Linked DNA regions of Homo sapiens: region 2 is linked to region 1. A link is an interaction called in ENCODE POLR2A ChIA-PET data of the cell type or tissue named here. Cell type or tissue: PC-9. All regions are shown on one strand. Each heading gives the region's core, and the rest is flanking DNA. Links, peaks and the distances in the headings are about the cores only.

The links. ChIA-PET counts read pairs that join two places held together with the same protein. Peaks named below come from ENCODE experiments on the same cell type or tissue, not always from the same donor. Only the 100,000 strongest peaks of a DNase experiment are listed, where the experiment ranks them.
Region 2: POLR2A ChIA-PET joins it to region 1 with 15 read pairs; 1 of 35 experiments calls an interaction of 5 or more read pairs at or near these places.

Annotation. Positions count from the first base shown.
Region 1 is chr10:13,877,780-13,885,527 of GRCh38, reverse strand. All of the region lies in intron 2 of FRMD4A (FERM domain containing 4A), which reads left to right. Among named protein-coding and RNA genes, the nearest start is that of FRMD4A-AS2, 110 kb to the left of the region's middle. RefSeq lists enhancers at 1,961-2,850, 2,985-3,279, 2,851-3,741, 3,742-4,631. In PC-9, for the core only: no CTCF peak of the experiment used is centred there; a DNase peak (open chromatin) is centred at 3,187; H3K4me3 peaks cover 1,075 bases; H3K27ac peaks cover 3,159 bases.
Region 2 is chr10:15,176,417-15,184,164 of GRCh38, reverse strand. The region is part of intron 3 of LOC105376434 (a long non-coding RNA gene); the gene reads left to right. Among named protein-coding and RNA genes, the nearest start is that of NMT2, 12 kb to the right of the region's middle. In PC-9, for the core only: no CTCF peak of the experiment used is centred there; a DNase peak (open chromatin) is centred at 3,204.

The DNA.
Region 1 (7,748 bases), core at 951-5,950:
AAGAGCTTACAGGCATTGAGGGACCTCGCCCTGGTCTCAGCTGCTGCGCCAAGGCTGGTGTCCCTGCCTCCTGATGTGGATCTGTGTGGTGCAACCTGGCATGGCAAACAGAGAGGGGAGGATGGCGCCATCTTGCCCTGGGTTTGGTCATCTAACCAGCTCTGCCACTGCTTATGTGGCCTTGGGTGAATTACTGAGTCTCTCTGAGCCTTGGTTGCTTTATTTATAAGTGACATTCGGAGGAGCAAATTAGTTAATATCTGTGAAACGCCTAACTCTCAAAAAGTATGGGAGACTCTTTTTTCTGGAGAGATGGGATCTTGCTATGTTTCCCAGGCTGGTCTCGAATTCCTGGCCTCAAACGATCCTCCTGCCTTGGCCTCCCCAAGCCCTGGGATTACAGGCATGAGCTACTGCATTAGGCAAGGAGACTTCTCTAGAATAAGAGATTTTGTCTTTGCATTTCCCCCTCTCCAACCTTGTTTACTTATATTACTGGAAGGCTCAACGATGCTAACTTTGGGGGGATATGATCCCATCGAGGTAGAAGAAGCCAGCTGGCTGTAGAAGTGGAGGTGCTACTGAAATAAATGGTGCATCCTCACTTATAATACTGAAATCAATTTTATAGACAGAAAGTAGTATACGTGGACAAATGTTAGCTCTGATATTTCACAAGTGTCACCTAGCCTTCCAGAAAGGGTTCTGCAGATAAAGTCATGACCCTAGCCATTCTTACCTTGTTGGGAACAGGGAAGATTTGTGAAGATGGCAGGTGGCAGGATGTAATAGAGTCTTCTAGCTGTGAAAAGGAATTAGGGTCTATCACTGGGAGCAGATGAGAGAGCCCAGGGCTCTACTACATCTGGGTCTCCAGCGAGTCCTGGAACATTAAGGTAGAGAAGGTCGGTGGGGGGAAGGGAAGGAAGAAAAGACAGATGACTTTGCCTTTGACCCAGTGGATTATATTACCAATTTCTAAGAATTTCTGAAATTCTTTAATTTTCAAAAAAGATCAGAAAAAGCTTTTATCTTGAAAATTCTAGAAAAGATGTAAGAATTACCAAGATTATCTCAATGAATGGCAATTGCATCCTTTTCTGAACAAAAAAGGCAACACTGTAATCACCCCATAATGTTCTTTGTCTACTTCCCATTTATTGCCATTAATTAGGAAGATTTTCAACTCCTATTTTTATTTATTATATTCCACCCAAGTCATTAATGCAACAAGTTAATGGCAGAAATAAGCCTAGATCCTGAATATACAGGATGCCTTTTAGGGAGTGTGTGTGTGTGTGTGTGTGTGTGTGTGTGTGAGTGTGTGTGTGAGTGTGTGTGTGTGTGTGTGAGTGTGTGAGTGTGTGTGTGAGAGTGTGTGAGAGTGTGTGTGAGCGTGTGTGTGAGTGTGTGTGTGTGTGTGTTTCTTTTCCATTGCATCAACCACTCAACCACCGTGAAAATATTGGGATAGTTTCCTTGTAGTTCGAGAAGTCAACGTGTCAATTTGCATAATGTTCATCGAAAAAATTTTAAGCACTTAATAACCTTCTAAATGTTAAATAAAGTCAGAACGAGAGATCATCTGTCTTCTGGAGACTGATTAAACAGGCACACACAGGCAGCAGAAGAAAAACATTAGGCAAATATGCAAACAGGGAGAGTATTTATAGAACATTATATCTGCATCCAAGACTAGGATATATTTTCAGTGAGCCCTAAGGGACAGCGTATGGCCATCTTTTGCCTAGACAGGGCGGAGTGTGTCTGTCATTTGATGGAGAAATTATAAGCTGGTATTTGTTTGTGGTTCCTTCCTTACTTTATTGTGGAAAATATGGCTTTTGTCATCCACAACAATTTAGTTCATTTGCCTTCCTGTTCCTAAAGTTGTAAATTAGTCGATAGAGATTTTGTGCCATGCAGAGATCTGCAACTTCCAACTGGGAAAGATATCCAAATACTCAGAGAATACGAGAATAGTATGCAAAAACACAGTGCTTTGTTTCTTGGTTTTTTTTGTTTGTTTGTTTTTTGAGACAAAGTCTCACCCTGTCACCCAGGCTGGAGTGCAGTGGTGCAATGTCAACTCACCACAACCTCCGCCTCCCAGGTTCAAGAAGTTATCCTGCCTTAGCCTCCCGAGTAGCTGGGATTACAGCCACGCACCACTACACCCAGCTAATTTTTTTGTATTTTTAGTAGAGACGGGGTTTCAGCATGTTGGCCAGGCTGGTCTTGAACTCCTGACCTCAGGTAATCCACCCGCCTCAGCCTCCCAAAGTGCTAGGATTACAGCCGTGAGCCAACGCACCTGGCAGAGCTTTGTTTCTTAAGCAGCTAGATCCTCCTTTGCTTCTTGCCAATGAAACTGACCACGCTCCTAGAGAACTGACAAAACTCAACTAAAAAATTCCATAAACTGGCTGGGTGCAGTGGCTTATGCCTGTAATCCCAGCACTTTGGGAGACCGAGGCGAGAGGATCACTTGAGGACAGAAGTTCGAGACCAGCCTGGCCAACAAGGCAAAACCCCGTCTCTACAAAAAATACAAAAATTAGCCAGGTGTGGTGGCATGCACCAGTAGTCCCGGCTACTTGGGAGACTGAGGTGGGAGGATTGCTTGAGCCCAGAAGGCAGAGGTTGCAGTGAGCCGTGATAGTGCCACTGCACTCCAGCCTGGGTGACAGAGCGAGTGTGTCTCAAAAAAAAAAAAAAAAACCAAAAAATTATACTGTGGCTTTTGGTTTTGTATTGGATGTAGATAAAAGTCAATACACCAGTGTTCATTTGTAGGAAAGATGGGGTGGAGGAACTCAAGTATCGTGGCTTGCCCTGCTGGCTGGGCAGTGAGGATGAAGAGGGCACATGGCATCTGTCCTGTGCCTTCCCAGCAGAACTTTCCTGAAGGAGCCTGTCCGTCCATCTGGTTTTGAAATGGCTGATTCTGGGTTTGGCTACTTACCAGTGTTCCCTAAATACTATTCCCCAAAGCAGCCTCACTGGGTAGGATTCCAGAGCTTACAAATGCTTTGCTGTTTCCCTTTGTGATTACTGGTCCCACCTGTGGTTTTCTCATTACTCCTCTTCCTCTTCCTCCTCCAAGGCTCAGACCTCATTGTCCCATGATGTGACTCACCATGCCTGCCTCGAGCTTCCTCTTTCTGCGTTGCTCGGAGTCAGCTGTTCTTCAGCTAATCTTTCCAATCAAATTTCTCCAATGCCTCGGTCCATACATTGTCTTCCCACATTCTTTTAGGGTGAGGTGCTGACTGCCATTGTCATAGTTTAGGGGCTCTCTTTCCTGAGTCATTATAAAATCATCACAGCTTATCCTTTGGCCAGCTTCCTATACCCCTGACCACATCCACAACCCCCACCTCAGCACCCTGCATTCTTCGTAGACCACAGTCCTTAGCATGGAAGAAAAAGCCCGTCACAATCTAGAGGCTTCTTATTTCTTAAACTTCTTTTCTTATGTTAACCATCACACACACACACACACACACACACACACACACACACACACACACACACCCTTGCCTCTCCCCAAGCACATTTGACCTCATCTGGACTTCAGCCTTTGCAATTGCTCCCTTCACATTGCCATTCCCCTCCCATCCCTTTCCTGCCTGGGACGCACCTACTCATTCTTTACTTGGAGCCTCCAGTGTTCCCTGCTCCTGTTCCTCCAAGCAGAAGCGAGTTCCTCTCCTCTATTCTCCAGAAGCATGCGTGCTGGAAGGCAGTCGCAGTTCGATCCTATGGACAGTGACGACCTGTTCACATGCCTCCCACCGTCGCTTTTTAGGGGTAGGACCGTATCTTCTTTGTCGTTGACAGCACAGCACCCAGCGTTATCCCTGGCATTTGGCAGGTGCTCAGAAATGTAACTGAGGAACTCATTGTCACGTTGTGATTTCTCCTTTTTTGACTTGTCTGCGCAGATCTCTAGGGACTGTTTCCTGCTCCAGCCCAGGGCCCCTACCTATGGTCAGCTCTTCTCTCTGCTAGGGAGCTCTGCTTTCTCTCTCTGCCTGTTTCTATGTCAAATGGGAAGAGAATAAGGATAGTGTGACAACTCTCTTTCTCTCTCTGTCTCTCTCTGGCCCATTCTTGCTCTGTCACTCAGATTGGAGTGCAGTGGTGCAATCATAGCTCACTGTAGCCTTGAACTCCTGGGCTCAAGTGATCCTCCCACCTCAGCCTCCCCAGTACCTGGAACTACAGGCATGCACCACCATGCCCAGCTAATTTTTTTTTTTTTTTTTTTTTAGAGATGGGGGTCTCACTAGATTGCCTTGGCTGGTCTTGAACTCTGACCTCAAGCGATCCTCCCACTTCAGCCTCTCAAAGCTCTGGGATTACAGGTGTGAACCACCACACCCAGCCCTCCTTTTTTTCGTATAAAAAATGCTACCCTGGCAAACCCCAGCTGGCAAATGGCAGAAGTATTTGAGTGCCACAAGTTCATTCATTAATTCATTCATGCACCCACCCATTCAATCATTCAACACATACCTATTGGTATGCCTTGAACATTCCAGGAATGTGGCAGTGAGAAAAACCAACCAAGTCTTGCCCCTGGGGAGCTTGCATTCGAAGAGGAAGGGGCAGACAATCCACATGATCCATAAGTAAGTGACAGAGGATGCTAGAAGCTGGTAATTACTACAAAGAAAAACAAAGCAGAGGAAGGGAAGTGTGCTAAGTTGCTCTTTTAAACACAGGGGTCTTGTAGACCTCGGGAAAGGTGATCATTGAGCAAAGACTGAAAGGATGTGAGGAGGTAAGCCAGGTGGGTGTCTGGACGTGGTGAGTATTCCAAGCAGAGGGCAGAATTCATCAAAGGCACTGAGGCAGAAGTGTGGCAGGGAACAAGAGAGGTTGCACCCAGGAGAGGTCCCAGAGCCATGTGGTGCAGGGTGAGGACTGGTGGGAGTCACATGGGCCTTTAAGGCTCTACCCTGGGGGGCTCTCCCCATTGTGGAGCTGGGGAGCCCCTGGTCCCACGGAGGCCATGCAGAAATGGTTTGGGTGCCGTGTGGGTGAGATTGCAAGGTGGGCAGAGTTGGAAGCACATTTGCAAGAATCCAGACAAATGATGACAATGATGATGATGACGGTGATGAAAAGTGTTCAGGTTCTGGATATTCTGAAGACAGAACCAACAGGATTTTCTGAGGGTTCAGTGTGGGATATGTGATAAAGAGAAGAGTCCAGAATTTGGGGCCAAAAGAGCACAAAATGGAGATGACGAGGCAGAGCTACCATTACCTGGGAGGGGAAGCTGTGATCTGGGGAAAAGTGAGATCAGGAATTCCGTCTGGGACTCGCTGAGCTTGGGATGTTTAACAAGGGACCAAGTGAGGTGTGGAGAGGGCAGTTTTGAGCATAATTCTCTACAAACCTGGGTCAGGGGACACCACAGTGGAGACACAGAGTTGAAGCTCACCCATGTACAAACGATGCTTAAAGCACAAAAGACTGCCAACTCCAGGGTTCAGAACTGAGTATGATGACATCTGGGAAAATGCATAAGCACCAAACTTCAAATAATAAGAATATAATGTATGAAAAACAGCCAAGCGTGGTGGCTCACACCTGTAATCCCAGCAACTTGGGAGGCTGAGGTAGGAGAATCGCTTGAGGCCAGGAGTTTGAGAGCAGCCTGGGTCAAATAGTGAGACCCATCTCAAGAAGAAGAAGAAGGAGGAGGAGGAGGAGGAGGAAGGGAGGAGGAGGAGGAAGAAGGGGAAGGAGGGGGAGGGGGAGGGGGGAGAAGGGAGAGGAGGAGGGAGAAGGGAGAAGGGAGGAAGAGGAGGAGCAGGAAAAGGAAGAGAAAGAAGAAGGAGGAGGAAGAGGAAGGAAAGAAAAGAATTCCTCATTGTGTGAAAAGTTCTGTTGAGATGTGCCATTGTACAAATTGAATCCTCAATGTCATGCTCCTGATGGTGTCTTTTTGATAACTTGGAAGAAATGTCTCTCTTTTATTTTATTTTATTTATTTGTGGGGAGATGGGGTATCACCCTGCTGCCCAGGATGGAGTACAATGGTGCCATCATGGCTCACTGCAGACTCAAACTCCTGGGCTCAAGTGATTCTCCCACCTCAGCCTCCTGAGTACCAGGGACTACAGGCCCATGTCTCCATGCCTGGCTACGTTTTTTAAAAGATTTTTTTTGTTTGTTTTTGAGAGATGGGGTCTTGCTGTGTTGCCTAGGCTGGTTTTGAACTCCAGGCCAAAGCACTGGGATTACCACCACACCCGGCTAATTTTTGTATTTTTTTTTAGAGATGGGGTCTCACTGTGTTGCCCAGGCTGGTCTCAAACTCTTGGCTTCAAGCAATCCTCCAGCCTTGGCCTCACAAAGTGCTAAATCTCATATTTAAATAGATTTATTAATATATCATTGACATACAATAAACTATGCTTATTTAAAATATACTGTTGGATATGTCTTGATATGTGACTATACCTGGGAAACCATCACCACAATCAGGAATTGTAACTCTGTACTTTTATACTTTTAGTCAATCATTTGTGTGATGCTCAGGACTAGACATGAGGAAGGATATAAAATGTCATCACTGTCCCTGCCTCATCTGTCTGTCCTGATTTAAAATTCTGGCTTTCCAATACTATTATCTAGTCACAGACTCATTTCCAGGTTCCTTCCTTCCTTCCTTCCTTCCTTCCTTCCCTCCCTCCCTCTCTCTTTCTCTCCTTCTCTCTTTCTCTCTCTCTCTCTCTTTCTTTTCTTTCTATGTTTTGTGATGGAGTCTCGCTGTGTCGCCCAGGCTGGAGTGCAGTAGCGTGATCTCGGCTCACTGCAACCTCCGCCTCCCGGGTTCAAGTGATTCTTCTGCCTCAGCCTCCCGAGTAGCTGGGATTACAGGTGCTCACCAGCATGCCTGGCTAATTTTTGTATTTTTAGTAGAGACAACGTTTTGCCATGTTAGCCAGGCTGGTTTCAAACTCCTAACCTCAGGTGATCTGCCCGCCTCGGCCTCCCAAAGTGCTGGGATTACAGGTGTGAGCCACCATGCCTGGCTTTATTTCCAGGTCTTTTCTGAAGGTTTTGCTAAAAATACACTGCACTTTGGTTATCAAAGGGTTTGGTGTGACATGGTGAGCTGCTTGCAGCAGTGTCACTGGTTAAACCAGGAAAGTGCAAAGATCAGGAGCCCAGCCAGCTTTTAAGCAGCTCAGATCCAGGCAAAAACATCTCTCTCCTTCCTTCTTTCATGGAAACAGCCCAAACACTAGGCTCTATTTCAGCTTTTTTTTTTTTTTTTTTTTTGCTACAAGTAGTCAACACAGTAATTACCTCCTGCTGAAAGCTTTGAGAAATTGTTCTGTGTCCAATTAGAATTTTTGATTTGACTAACAGATACAACATAACATCTTTATTTCTGTAACTGCTCACTAATGATATGCACCCTGGATATATTTAGACTCTCGTTTGCCGGGGCCATTGCACTGTAAGGTGCTACGTTACTGTCTGTGACAGCATTTCCACCAAGAGGCTTGATGAGGATGGGGGTGGGGAGACTTTTGGGTTTGGGAGTCCTCTCCCTCGCTCTTTCCACCCCTCTCAGGCCTGACCTTCCATGCCCAGGCTTACATGGGGAGCAGCTCTAGGACTTATCCCCTCCTGGGAGCTCCTGACACTGGACCAGGCGCCCAGGGGCAGATCTCCATGAAGTGTCTGGGATGGTTCATGGGGCAGCCAGCCAGTGTCAA
Region 2 (7,748 bases), core at 1,113-6,112, 1.3 Mb before region 1:
CTGCAAGCGCTATAATAATTTGCTAAGACACTGATATGGTTTGGCTATGTCCCCAACCAAATCTCACCTTGAAGTGTAATAATCCCCATGTGTCAAGGGCAGGGCCAGGTGGAGATAATTGAATCATAGGGGGCGGTTTCCCCATACTGTTCTCATGGTAGTGAATAACTCTCACGAGATCTGATGCTTTTATAAAGGGGAGTTCCCCTGCCCAAGCTCTCTTGCCTGCCTTCATGTAAGACGTGACTTTGCTCCTCATTCGCCTTCAGCCATGAACGTGAGGCCTCCCCAGCCATGTGGATGTGAGTTCATTAAACCTTTTTCCTTTATAAATTATGCAGTCTCGGGTATGTCTTTATTAACAGTGTGAGAACAGACTGATACAGACACTTTTTGGGATAAGTCACATAACCTCTTCGAGGCTCAGATTCCTAAAATGAAAAATGAAAATGATAGTACTTACATCACAGAGGTGTTGTACAGATTAATATGAAATAATGTATAAGAAAGTCTCTATTTCAATACTTAATAGGTAATAAACGCACCTTGGCTCCTTCCTCCCCATCAACTACAGGGTAAATGTGCAATAAATACTTGCTAACCAAATAAACATTGCTTATCTGGAACATTATCCTCTTGAATTTTGTTGGCGATTTGTAAAAAGAAAGAAAATCAAGTCGGCATGCAAAGTAAAAGTAAACATGAAAAATTCAAAGGCTGGCAGGCTAGGAATTAATTTAAAATGCAATCATGCTTCATTGTATTTCAAAGAAAGCTAAATAACTACATTGAAGCCTCTAACACATTTTCCCTTGATAGACTGATTATCCATTGTTTCCCTCCCTCAGATAGAACCCTTGGAATAATTTGCCATTTCTTCCTGCAACTGGCTCAGCTACACTCTTGATTTTCGGTTTGGTTTTGATTTAGTTTTTTTCCTCCACTGGAAAGTCCCCAGGATAATCTGGATTTATTTCTCATCTGAAATAAAACACATTAACTGGCAGTATTCCCTTCGTACTCCCTTCCTTACGAATGGTTCAAAACACTGTCATTAAAATCCATTGCTCTCACCTGCATCTTTGACAACATAATCAATGGATGCTTCCACGGTAGAGTCAATGTAGTCACATTTGATTTCGAGACTCTTTATCAAATTAGCCCTGATTATATCACCTCCCAGTTCCATTTAGGGATCCTTTCCCTGCCAATTATGCAAAAAGACATTTGGTTTCCTTCTTTCTCCTGCAAGTTGTCATCAGAGGCGCCTGCGACTCTATCCAAGATCCAAGAATTCTTCCTTTAATTCAGAATTCATCTCACAGCCCACTTCCTCCAGAAAACTTGCACCAGCAATGGTGTGAAGTCCTATCTGTCCCACAAAACAAGACCATCTGAACACTTGGCCTTCAATAGTCTGAAAAACCAAGAGACAGCGATAAACCTTTTTCTCTGGAATGTAAACTCTTTCATGCTTGGTGTGATGCAAGAGTGTAGTAATTTTACACATCTACCATAGCCGGTACTAAAAATTCACTCCAGTCATAAATCTTCAATCTGCCACCCAGTGCCAAGCCCACACCCACCTTCAGTTCTGGAGTTTCCAATGGCTTATGGGACCTCCCCATACTCTAGGGCTTCTGGTTCCTCCAGAGTCAAGATGGTTAGGGAAGAGGGATTCATGAAAATGATATAACTGTTTTGTCTCTCTCTCTCTCTTTTTTTTTTTTTAAACAAGCTCTGACTCTTTCATCTAGGCTGGAGTGTAGTGACACATGGCTCACTGCAGCCTTAACCTCCTGGGTTGAAGCAATCCTCCTGCCTCAGCCTCCTGAGTAGCTGAAACTATAGCTGCATGCCACCATGCCCAACTAATATCTTAATTTTTTTTTGTAGAGCCAGAGTTTTGCCATGTTGCCCAGGCTGGTCTTGAACTCCTGGGCGCGAACAATCCACCTACCTCAGCCTCCTAAAGTGCTGGGATTACAGGCATGAGCTGCCATACCCAGCCACTTTTTTTTTTATTTAGAGACAGAGCCTTGCTCTGTCACCCCTCATCCCCCAGGCTGGAGTGCAGTGGCATGATCATGGTTCACTGCAGCCTTCAACTCCTGGCCTCAAGAGATCCTTCTGCCTTAGCCTCCCAAGTAGCTGGAACTACAGGCACATGCCACCATACCCACTAATTTTTTTTATTTTTTTTATTTTTTGTAGAGACAATGTCTTGCTATGTTGCCCTGGCTGGTCTTGAACTCCTAGCCTCCCGAAGTGCTAGGATTATAGGCATGAGCCACTGCACCTGACCAGTATAACTTGTTTTACTGAGTCAGTGCAGATGTAATCTTCGCTGTTATCCATGCCTTGCTGTATGGCAGGCATCCAAATATTGGTTCTCTGATGGAGCTTTTGCACAAGTCTTTGGATGGCCCAAAAGTTCCCTGGCTGAATGATGTGCTCTGACTTGTAATCTTTTCTGCAAGTCCCTACACCTGGTCATAGACTCTACACTTCTTCCTACTGGACTTCCTCCTGCCTTCTTGAGGAGGATACCAGCAAGACAACTCAAGCTCAGCCACCTTTCCTGGTCTCTGCTTGCCTCTTGGGACACTCACACAACTCTGATTGCTCCAGCAAGCCTTTCATTCCAAAATTACCCAGGCAAGAAGCAAGGACCAGTCTCTATTTGCTCATCTATTCCCAGGCTTCTGAAGAAATAGATCTGGCTTTCTCAGGAACTCTTTCACTGAGTTCTGCAACAACATGGGAGCTCGTGTGGACCCATGAGTTTCTGCATCTTAGCAAGTGTCTAGATCAGGACTAAGATGTCAGTCCTTTCCCTTCTCGCCAGCATCTTGAGTCTCTAAGGTTCTCTTGAAGCTCCACACATGTGGCTTCAAGGGAAGGAAAGGAGTAGCTCTCACCTTGAACCTGAGTGATTTTCTAATGCCTGGACTTCTATTATTGTAAGATGGGGAGAAGGAGAGGGGACTATTGGTCAATGAACTGCTCCTGCCAGCTCATAGGTGGTCCTTTAAATATGGGGATTTAGCACCTCTTATTCTCAGCTTTAGGGCTGCAGCCTCATTTTGGAGACAACATGAAATGTCCCATTGACATTCTGTTAAACAATGTTGTAATGAGTGTCCTTGCACGTCTATCTTTGTGAGCCTTTGAGAGTATGGCCAAAGGGTGACTTACTCATAGACGTTGCTAAATTGTTTTCCAGGAAGGTTGCACCAGTTTGCACTTCCAGAACACTGCAGGAGCACATCCATTTCCCGACATTCTCCCCAAGCCCAGCTAGACATTCCTCAACCTAGAGCTCTGGTTGGAAAGACCAACTCACTCGGTCAAAAGGCCAGATGAATGCACCATTCTAGACATTTAAAAGTGTCAAATACCAAGCTTTTCTGGCGACAGGGTGGAGGAAGGAGGGAGGATGGAAGAGAGAAGACAAGGAAAGGGAAAGGGAGGGAAGAGAAGAATTATTTTCAGAATCCATTGCCGGCTATTGTACTTTATCTCGAATTGCCTCATGGGGGCCAGGCCCGGTGGCTCACACCTGTAATCCCAGCACTTTGGGAGGCTGAGGTAGGCGGATCACTTGAGGTCACGAGTTCAAGAACAGGCTGGCCAATAAGATGAAACCCCATCTCTACTAAAAATACAAAAGCTGACATGGTGGTGGGCGCCTGTAATCCCGGCTGCTGGGGAGGCTGAGACAGAAGAATCACTTGAACCCGGGAGGCAGAGGCTGTAGTGAGCCGAGATCATGCCACTGCACTCTAGTCTGGGGGACAGAACGAGACTACATCTCAAAAAAAAAAAAAGAAAAGAAAATTGCTTTGAATTGTCTCGTGGCCAGGATGAGACGGAGGCAGGAGGTGAAGGTTTGTGCAGTTGGGCTCGTAGAAGTGAGCTCGTGCCGTGCTGTTAACTATGGTGAAACTGAGCCTCCTAATCTTTTTTTTTTTTTTTTTTTTTGACACAGAGTCTTGCTCTGTCACCCAGGCTGGAGTGCAGTGGTGCGATCTCGGCTCACTGCAAGCTCTGCCTCCTGGGTTCGCGCCATCTTCCTGCCTCAGCCTCCCAAATAGCTGGGACTACAGATGCACGCCACCACGCCCGGCTAATTTTTTGTATTTTTTTAGTAGAGACGGGGTTTCACCGTGTTAGCCAGGATGGTCTCGATTTCCTGACCTTGTGATCCTCCTGCCTCGGCCTCCCAAAGTGCTGGGATTACAGGCAAGAGCCACTGCGCCCGGCCAAGCCTCCTAATCTTACCTCCAGTGATGCTACTTAGCAGCAGAGGTGTTGCTGACACACCGGCAAGCAGCAGAGGGTTGTCTCTACACAACACTCTCATCCTACACAACACTGTTGTCCACCCAGAGAAAGGCCCTCTTTTTTTTTTTTTTTTTTTTTTCAGTTGAGAGAGAGTCTCTCTCACCGAGGCTGGAGTGCAGTGGTGTGATCTCTGCTCACTGCAACCTCCGCCTCCCAGGTTCAAGCGATTCTCCTGCCTCAGCCTCCCAAGTAGCTGGGATTACAGGCACCTGCCACCACACCTGGCTAATTTTTGTATTTTCAGTAGAGACGGGGTTTCACCATGTTGGCGAGGCTGCTCTCGAACTCCTGACCTCAGGTGATCTGCCCACCTCGGCTTCCCAAAGTGCTGGGATTACAGGCGTGAGCCACTGTGCCCAGCTGAAAGGCCCTCTTTGAACAGAATATGTGTCCAGAATTAGTCAACGTGGGATCTCTGACATCCTCCAAGACCCCCAGGGCATTGCCCTGACTCCATAACTGCTCATTCACAGTGTCGTGTGTCCTCATCCGCTGACCAGGTTCCGGTTCTCCAGAAGCACTTCTTCTCCAAACCAGCAGCAGCAGTATCTGTGAGGGAAATTTGTGTCTATCTTTTATTTTTCTTTCTGTTTTTTTCCCCCTTTTAAAACTCAAGTCACTCAAAGGGACTGTGACAACTCAGTATATTTGAACTTCTCCAGATAGTCAGACTAAACACTATGAAATTCACTGTGTATTCAAGATTAAGAGCCACTGGACTTGGGGGACACTTTTTCTGTCACTGCCTTTGTTAGCCAATGCCACTCCCGTAGATCCACAGGCCCCAGATAACAAACGTGGGGGCTGCAGACAGGACGTGGGGCTGGTGGAGACAGCGAGGTGCTGGCAGTCAGGATCCCAGGGTCTGGATCTGACTCCCCAAAGATGTGTCTGTTTTTATCTTAGGAAAGGGGCGTAACTCCCCGCAAGCTTAACAGCATAATTATATACAATTTAATTATTAAAGTAATAATATGAAATTATTTATCGTATTGTTACAGAATATATGTAACATACAATAATGTAATATATAATTTATATATAATTTTTTTTTGAGATGGAGTTTTGCTCTTGTCACCCAGGCTGGAGCACAATGGCATGATCTCGGCTCACTGTAACCTCTATCTCCCAGGTTCAAGCAATTCTTCTGCCTCAGCCTCCCAAGTAGCTGGGATTATGGACGCGTACTGCCATGCCCAGCTACTTTTTGTATTTTTAGTAGAGATGGGGTTTTGCCATGTTGGCCAGGCTAGCCTCGAACTCCTAAGCTCAGGTGATCCACCTGCCTCAGCCTCCCAAAGTGCTGGGATTACAGGTGTGAGCCACTGCGCCCAGCTATAATATAATAATTATATATACTGTACAAAATAATAATCTTATTGGCAAGGAGTTCTTAATAACATCAAAAAGAATATTTTCTTTCTTTTTTTAAAAAAAAAATTTTTTTTTTTTTGAGACAGAGTCTCACTCTGTCTCCCAGTCTGGAGTGCAGTGGCGCGATCTCGGCTCACTGCAACCTCCGCCTCCTTGGTTCAAGCAATTCTTCTGCCTTAGCCTCCCGAGTAGCTGGGATTACAGGCGTGCACGACCACAGCTGCTAATTTTTGAATTTTTGGTAGAGATGGGGTTTTACCATCTTGGCCAGGCTGGTCTTGAACTCCTCACCTCGTGATCCACCTGCCTCAGCCTCCCAAAGTGCTGGGATTACAGGTGTGAGCCACCGCACCTGGCCTCAAAAAGAACATTTTCTTAGAACACTTTAGACAGTAGTGAGCAAGGCCGAATGCAGTGGCTCATGCCTATAACCCCAGCACTTTGGGAGGCCAAGGCTGGAGGATTGCTTGAGGCCAGGAGTCTTTGACCAGCCTGGGCAACACAGCGAGACCCCATGCCTACAAAGAAATTTTTTTGTTTAATTAGCTGCTTACCTGTAGTCCTAGCTACTGGGAAGGCTAAGGTGGGAGGATGGCTTAAGCCCAGGAGTTCAAGGTTACAGTGAGCTATTATTACACCACTGCACTCCAGCCTGGGCAACAGAGCAAGAACCTATCTCAAAAAAAAAAAAAAAAGTACTGAGCAAAATAAGAGAAGCCTGTAGGCTTTAGGGATACACAGACCTGGGTTTCTATTTTGTTTAAGGCATTTGTTTAGTAAGTTTGGATAAATTATTTAACCTCTCTCGCGCTGTTTTCGCCTTGAAAAATGAGAAGAGTAAACTTTTCAGACCATTTAGGGATGAAAAATCAAGGTTTAAGGTTTCTGTTATGCAAGATGAGTAAGTGCTAAAGACCTGCTGTACAAGACTGTGCTTATAGTTAATAACACTGTAATGTGTATGCACTTTAAAATCTATTAAGATGCCAGGTGTGGTGGCTCATGCCTGTAATCCCAACACTTTGGGAGACCAAGATGGGAGGATTGCTTGAGCCCAGGAGTTTGAGACCAGCCTGGGCAACGTAGTAAGACCCCCATTTACAAAAAATTAAAAATAAAAAAATTAGCCAGGCATGGTGGTGCATGCCTGTAGTCCCAGCTACTGGGGAGTTGAGGTGGGAGGATCACTTGAGCCTGGGAGGTCAAGGCTGCAGTGGGCCGTAATCATGCCACTATGCTCTAGACTGTGCAGCAAGTGAGACGCTGTCTTAAAAAAAAATTAATTAAAATAATAAACAAGGCCAGGCACGGTGGCCCACACCTGTAATCCCAATATTTTGGGAAGCTGAGGCGGGCAGATCATTTGAGGTTAGGAATTCGAGACCAACCTGGCCAACATGGCGAAACCCTGTCTCCACTAAAAATACAAAAATTAGCTGGGCGTAGTGGTGTGCGCCTGTGATTCAGCTGCTTGGGAGGCTGAGGCAGGAGAATCGCTTGAAGCTGGGAGGGAGAGGTTGCAGTGAGTCGAAATCCTGCCACTGCACTCCAGCCTGAGCTACAGAGTGAGACTCTGTCTCAAAAATAATAATAATAATAATAATTAAATAATATATATTAAGAGGGAGAATTTTTAAAATAATATGTGTAAAACAGATGTCTAATATACCAGGGGACTTTATTAAACAGTAGTTATTATTGTTAAAAATGGAAAAACTAGATATAAAAATCACCTTTTTTTTGTTTGTTTCACTTACCTTTCAGTGAGAGCAATGCCAAGTTTAGCAAATAGTTCCAATTTTGCAAGGATTTTTTGCTGTGACCTGAGACCAGAGAACTGCCGCTTGTTCTAGATTTTGCGAGTGGCTGGTTTGGCTGTAGATCAGATGGAACTACCCTTCCCAAATTACAGTTTCCCTTCTTCTGGCTTTTTATTCCTGAAGCTTGGTTTCTAGGGAGAGCTTCCTGCTGGAACTTTGACCTTTAGGAAGCTGAACCTAGTGAAGTGTGGATTTGCAGCTCAGCAC